Linked DNA regions of Homo sapiens: region 2 is linked to region 1. Evidence: chromatin contacts called from ENCODE Hi-C or POLR2A ChIA-PET data. All regions are on one chromosome and are shown on one strand. The core of a region is the stretch at or near the end of the contact, and the rest is flanking DNA. Distances in the headings are between cores, read along the strand shown. Region 1 holds the start of MCRS1 (microspherule protein 1). Region 2 holds the start of BLOC1S1-RDH5 (BLOC1S1-RDH5 readthrough).

Region 1 (3,550 bases), core at 348-2,847:
AAAAACCATGTATTAAAAAACTGGAAAATAATTAGAGAGAAGAATTACTACTACTACCACTTGGACATGTGTTAACATTCTGGTGCATTTCCTTCAACTGTCTTTTCCTTTGTATGTTTTTAATAGTTATCATGAATTCATATATATTTAATAACATTAATATTATTAATGTTCTGTGTAATCACTTTTTATAAAAATTATTTCAGGCCGGGTGCTGTGGCTCATGCCTGTAATCCCAGCACTTTGGGAGGCCGAGGCAGCCTGATCATGAGATCAGGAGTTCAAGACCAGCCTGGCCAACATGGTGAAAACCTGTCTCTACAAAAAAAAAAAAAAAAAAACTTAGCTGGGCATGGTGGCACGTGCCTGTAATCCTAGCTACTCGGGAGGCTGAGGCAGGAGAATTGCCTGAACCGAGACCCGGGGGCCGGAGGTTGCAGTGAGCCGAGATTGTGCCACTGCACTCCAGCCTGGGCTATGGAGCGGGACTCTGTCTCAAAAAAAAAAAATTTCATTGGTTTTCTGATATTTTCACAAGTTTACATAATATATTTAATCAAGTGCCTGTTAAAAAATAAAACACACACTCTTTCATGGGAGTTAAAATAAGTACATACTCATTAAACAAGTCCACAGAACAGTAAATGAGGTTGGTACTCTCGAAGCAGAGGGCCATAGTATACCGTCAGGGCCAAAAGGGCCAGTCTCTCATTTGACACTTGAATTCCCTAGCAATGTCCATGTTATGTGTTCTTGACACCTCTGATGGACAGCTTTGGAACTGAATCTTTCTTATTCTGAGCTGAAGTATGTCTCTCTATAGCTGCTAGACTTTAGTACCTCGCAAAGGAAGCATAAAACAGAATTCCTCTTTTAGACAACAGTCTTTCTAGTTTTCCGGAACATCTCTCACAGCCCCAAATTCCCAATTTTTCCGACAGGTTCGTTCTCCCACCCCAAGATTCCTTCCAAGGCACTCTCCTCTGAAGGTGCTTCCATTGGTTTTCTCTCTTACCTCCCGGCGACCACAAGTGGCCCCAGCCGTCCAGGTGGGGTCCGGCTGACGGGACCAAGTCGACACTACTCCTTCTCGCAGGGTCTCTTCCTTCTCAGTAAAGCGGCCCACGATCCTCCATCCGCTCCTCAGAGAGCCTCTCTGCCCTTTCTGTCCGCCACATCTCCCTGGCTACATTATCTCCCCGACTAGTGCCTAGCAGGCGGGCCTGATAGAAGTTTCTCTAAAGGCTCTGGAGGAGTCAAACAATGCATAAGGTCCTGTGCAACCCTCAGACTCCTATACCTCGTGGGAATTTGGAAGTCGAAATCCAGTCCGCGGTCCCGCCCCTCCCCGGGTCGCCTCAATTAGCCCCGCTCGGTCTCGCCCTAAGTCTCGCCTTTCCCTTTAACCAACCCCTCAAGCCGGGTTACCTCTCCGGTGCCTATAATCCTTAACGTTTCCCTATATGCTGTCCCAACTAGGAAAGCCTTTACTTTCCGCTATTGGTAAAATATTTACACTTTCCGTACCATGGCCACGCCCCCTTCACACACGTTGCCAAGACGAACCGGAAGAGATTGCCAGCCCCCTGGTTCGTTAACCGGAAGTAGACGTACCTCACGGAAGCCGGCTTTGGCCCTGCGGCTGCTACCGTCGCCGCGGAGAAATTGTTGGATCTGGCAGTCTAGGAATGGTGAGACCTCGCGGTTCGCCTCTGAGGGTTCTCAGAGGAGTTGGGGATGAAATGGAGTTTTGCAGAGTGCCGCCGGGGACGACCACCCCCCAAGTTTGGGGCCCCGCCCCAGTGGCGCCCCGAAAAGCTGCGCATGCGTGGGCCGGACCGGGTTAGAATCTGGCTCGAAGTGTTACGCATGCGCAAAGGCATGGAGACCGTGGGGTGAGAATGGGCTTGCGAGTTTACCCCCACCTCCCCAGCCACCAGCCTGTGGGTCTCAAACCAAGGCTACTTGGTGCTCTGCTTTGAGTTGCAGAGGTGACTTCATCAATGCTCCTACCCCGAGTTCTTGAGACAGACCTGGACCGATCCCCTACCTTGGGTGTGCACTCTTGGGAGAACGAGGGGCGGAGGGTCCGGTAAGGAAGGGGCACAGACCCTACCTCAGTTTGCCGGCAAGCTCGGGCCCCTTCGCCCTCTCCTCAGATGTCAAGATTCTTAGTCGTAGCCTATGGAGCGGAGAGCGACAGGCTCACCTGGGGACAGGGCTAGAACACTGAGCTAAGAGCCACCCTGGTTAGAAGTGGGGACTCACGAGAGGAGCGCCCCGAGAAAGTCCAGTACCTGGGTTCTCTAGGGGTTGTTGGGGCACAGCGTGGTTGATAATCACGCAGTTCCCAAACAGTGGTTTTTGGTTTCCACGAGATGGTATCTCATGGAAATACCACTTACTAAATCTTCAGTAAAAACCCCAAATGGAAAAGAAAAACAAAAAAAAAACGAGATGGACTGGTTGGAGTTTTGTCTCCCTTTCTTTTTTCCTGCTTTGGCCTGGGAGGGGAAGGCTGGTGCTGCTGAGCTGAGTGGACAGCTGAAGTAAAGAAAAATGTGGGCCAAAGAATCCCTTGTCTCTTGCTAGTTTATAGTCAAGGCGCTTAACCTAGGAGATACCAGTAGAATTAAAGGGTCTATGAACCCTCTAAAATAGTATGTGTTTGCACCCTTTTCTGCAGTCCATAGCTGTTATCATACTCTGAAAGGTGCCAGTGACCTTCACAAGACTGATGTCTAAGGCTATTATTGGCAGAGTGGGGCCTTATGCCTCTTTCCTGTCCTTATGTCTTCCCTAGCTTATGGGACCCTGGGGGACCTGAGCCAGTATAAGGAAGTGAGGCTGGCCAGTTGGAAATCTGAGCCTCAGGGAGCCTCATTTCTCCTTTGCAGAATCTCCTCTCAGCCTTTAAGCTCACCTGGTCAGAATCCTTGGATGAGCCTGTGGGACCGTTCCTCCTAGCCCGGTGGTTTGGAACCAGTGGCTTTGGGACTGTAAGAGGATGGACAAAGGTAGTATGAGGCCGGGACAGCTCCCCAAATGCTCGGGCGCCAAGCATCTGCTGATTCCACTCTGTGCCTGGCACGTGTGTCTTTCGGTCCTGGCTAGGCCTTGCCACCTCCCCCTGGGCCAGCACCACCCATGTACCTGTCGGCAGAGCCACAGTTGACTGACTTGCTGTTGAGCTGCTGCTCTTTAGCACGGCTGCATTTTGATGGCAGAGGGAGCAGTTATGCCCAGAGCCCAGCGTGTCGGCATCACCAGTCTGACCTGAGCACCATGTGCTGCACGACATGACACGTGGCACCGGGGGAACTGCCCAGCGTGGAAGGTCTGGGCCAGGTCTGAGCCCAGATGGGATCTGGATGGCCAAGGAACTCTACCTTAAAACCTCAAGTGTCAAGGAGGCAGGGGAGGGGCCAAGAGGGCTGGCAGGGGAAGGGGGCTGGGGAGGGGTCCCATTTGCAGAGGCTCTAGGATCTTAGGAGGCCCGAATCCACCATTTCTCTCTTGCTAGATTCTCAGGGGCTGCTAGATTCATCCC
Region 2 (2,600 bases), core at 101-2,600, 6.1 Mb before region 1:
AGAGGGTGGGAGGCAGAGGAGAGGGTGGTAAGCTGTAATGAAGGAGGGTGCTCTCCCTCCTGCTGAAGTGACAGCTGGACTTGGAAGGGTGAAGGGAGGTGGGCAGATGGCATCAAGTTGTAAATGCCAGGGAAGTTAACGTGGGGAAGGGGAAATCTGGCTGCTTCTCTAACCACGGCAGCTGTTCCTCCCTTGCCCAGTGCTAGGACTCAGAGTTGACTCAAGTTGCTCTACAAAGAGCTGGGAGGGGCGGGGTAGGATAGGGGAATTAGTGGAACATCCCACCCCTTCAACAGCTATTTGAGGGCCAGACTGGCCAGTGCCTAAACTTGGGCGGGGTGGGGAAGGAGGAAACTGATGTTGATAAGAGGTCCATACCCCACATTGAGGTGATCCACCAAAGCTTCTGTCAGGCAGGTCGCTGCAGTGATAGCCTCTCGCCTCCTCTTTTCTGGGGAGAGGGGGAAAAGGAATTGGAGGGGAGACTTGGTTTTTTGAGGGGTAGTGTTAAAGGTTCCCTACCCATCCATTACTATTCTGCTAGTTGCCGAAATTTCTTAACTAATCTCTGAATGCCGGAGCTGAAAAGGACCTTGCAAAACATAGCGCAACCTCTTTCATTTTAGAGATGAGGAAACTGGTACCCTGGGAGGGAAATGGACTCACTCAGGGACGCCAGGAAGTCAGCGGCAGCGCCCAGGACTCCTGACTCCCAGGCACTCTTTCTCCACTACTCGGCCGCAGAATCGGTAACTCCGAGATTTCCAGCCCGGACTCAGGAAACAAGTGCCCCACCTCCGTTCCGGTGGTTTCAGGCCTCCAAGAAGCCCATCTCTGGGGGGTTCCCCACACCCTCCTCCCTCCAGAGTCGCTCCTTCCCGCCGCCAGGACGAGAGGCTCCCAGGGCCAATAGGCAGGGCGCTCCGGGGCAGGGGCGGGGCTAAGGTGCGGCAGGTCGGGGATTGGGGGCGTTGCCGAGGGGACCGGAGTATTGCCCAAGGGACCGGAGCCAGTTGGCAAGGGAAAGGAGTTTCAAAAAAAGCCTCTCTGAAATTCCCTCTCCCCCATGCCCGTTGCCCGCTAGCTGGCGTCTTTCCCTGGATATGGTTAGTTACTCGAGATCCAGGCTCCGGGCTGAAGCTAGGCCGCGGCCGAAGAGAAAACGGCCGACAGGATATTTGGCTCACCCTGCAGCTCCTTGCGTTCATTCTGCTTGGCCTGGTGTTCTTTTAGGAGGCGGGACAGCATGGTCACGTCGGGCTGGGGGCTGGGTACGCCGGGCCCCCTCCGGCTCCGGAAGCTGGAACGCTCACCTCGGCTCCCCGGGGCCATGTCACGTGACCGCTGTGTCACGTGAGGTTGGGAACCGCCCTCTTGAGACCTTGGGTGAAGATCTTGGCGGGGAAGAGAGGTAGAGGGTTGCGGAGGGCAGGTGAAGTGTTCTTTATTGGGAGCTTAGTTTTTGGTGAGTGTTGGAAGAAGTATTTTCTAATACTTATATTGCCAAGCCAGTTTTTAACATTTCCTGTGGATCTCAGGCTTCGAGGGCTGGTGGTGTCAGGCCGTCTATCACCGTTTAATTGAGGGAGCAGAAGCTCCCTGGCCTCATTTAAATTATTCTCCTTCCCTCTCCTCACCTCCTGGCAGTGCTAGCTGGTTCTCAGTTGATTCCCAGTTCCTTCCCTCAAGGAGAGGATGCTTTCCTGTCTCTCCCAACCCTCTTTCTTCTCACTACCCCACTGAAGTCTCTCAGCTCTGGGTGATCATTGTAGAGAAGCATTTTAGGCACTTCAGACAGCCTCCTAGGGAGCTTGGCTAACTTGGCGGGCTGTGTGAATGTAGAATTTCATCTCTGTCCTTTTGTGGTCAGGAATGCGAACCCATTTCAGTGTTAGCAGAAGCGTAAGTGCTGTGCCAAAGTAAAAAGTAATTTATATAAGGCCTCTGTGAACTAAAAAGAAATGCTTCCGGGATTAACTCCAGCGAGAACAATTATAAACATCATGAGCATATTCTTGCTACTGGTACAATCTCTCTCGGTGCACCTTGCACTAACATGTTGGGTGACTTTGGGCAAGTTGCTCACCATTCTAGGTTATAGTTTTCTCTTTAGTAAAACTAGGAGAAGGGATTGGATTAAATCGGTGGTTCTCAACCCTGGCTAAGCATTAGAATCTAAACATTAGAATCACAGAAATCACAAGGCTTATAAAAATGCCGTGATTAGCCGGGTGCGGTGGCTCACGCCCGTAATCCCAGCACTTTGGGAGGCCGAGGCGGGCGGATCACGAGGTCAGGAGTTCGAGACCAGGCTGACCAACATGGTGAAACCTTGTATCTACTAAAAATACAAAATTTAGCCAGGCGTAGTGGCACAAGCCTGTAATCCCAGCTACTCAGGAGCCTGAGGCAGGAGAATCGCTTGAACCTGGGAGGCAGAGGTTGCAGTGAGCCGAGATCACGCCACTGAACTCCAGCCTGGGCGACAGAGTGGGACTCTGTCTCAAAAAAAAAAAAAAAAAAGCCTTGATTCCAGACTAATTAAATAGAATCTAAGGAGTGAAGACCAAACATCACTATATATATGTATGTATATATGT

The links. A loop is a pair of places that touch in the nucleus more often than their neighbours do. ChIA-PET counts read pairs that join two places held with the same protein, here RNA polymerase II (POLR2A). Pooled maps may share reads with other maps.
Region 2: a loop to region 1 is called in a pooled map, with 25 times the contacts of the local background. The contact joins the promoter of BLOC1S1-RDH5 here to the promoter of MCRS1 in region 1. A Hi-C loop is called at or near these places in 1 of 37 single-sample maps with no recorded cell type and 2 of 50 pooled maps. POLR2A ChIA-PET finds 5 or more read pairs at or near these places in 2 of 52 experiments (activated T-cell and activated naive CD8-positive, alpha-beta T cell).

What each region holds. Positions count from the first base shown.
Region 1 is chr12:49,566,189-49,569,738 of GRCh38, reverse strand. MCRS1 (microspherule protein 1) reads left to right here and starts at 1,597. Exons shown (of 15, transcript NM_006337.5): 1 at 1,597-1,691; 2 at 2,898-3,017; 3 at 3,524-3,550. The coding sequence starts at 3,008. RefSeq lists enhancers at 1,098-1,147, 1,498-2,301.
Region 2 is chr12:55,714,784-55,717,383 of GRCh38, reverse strand. BLOC1S1-RDH5 (BLOC1S1-RDH5 readthrough) reads right to left here and starts at 1,350. Exons shown (of 6, transcript NR_037658.1): 1 at 1,188-1,350; 2 at 379-451. It overlaps BLOC1S1 (biogenesis of lysosomal organelles complex 1 subunit 1), which reads right to left and starts at 1,338. Exons shown (of 4, transcript NM_001487.4): 1 at 1,188-1,338; 2 at 379-451. The coding sequence starts at 1,332. It also overlaps a transcript of ITGA7 not described here. RefSeq lists enhancers at 634-873, 1,154-1,293.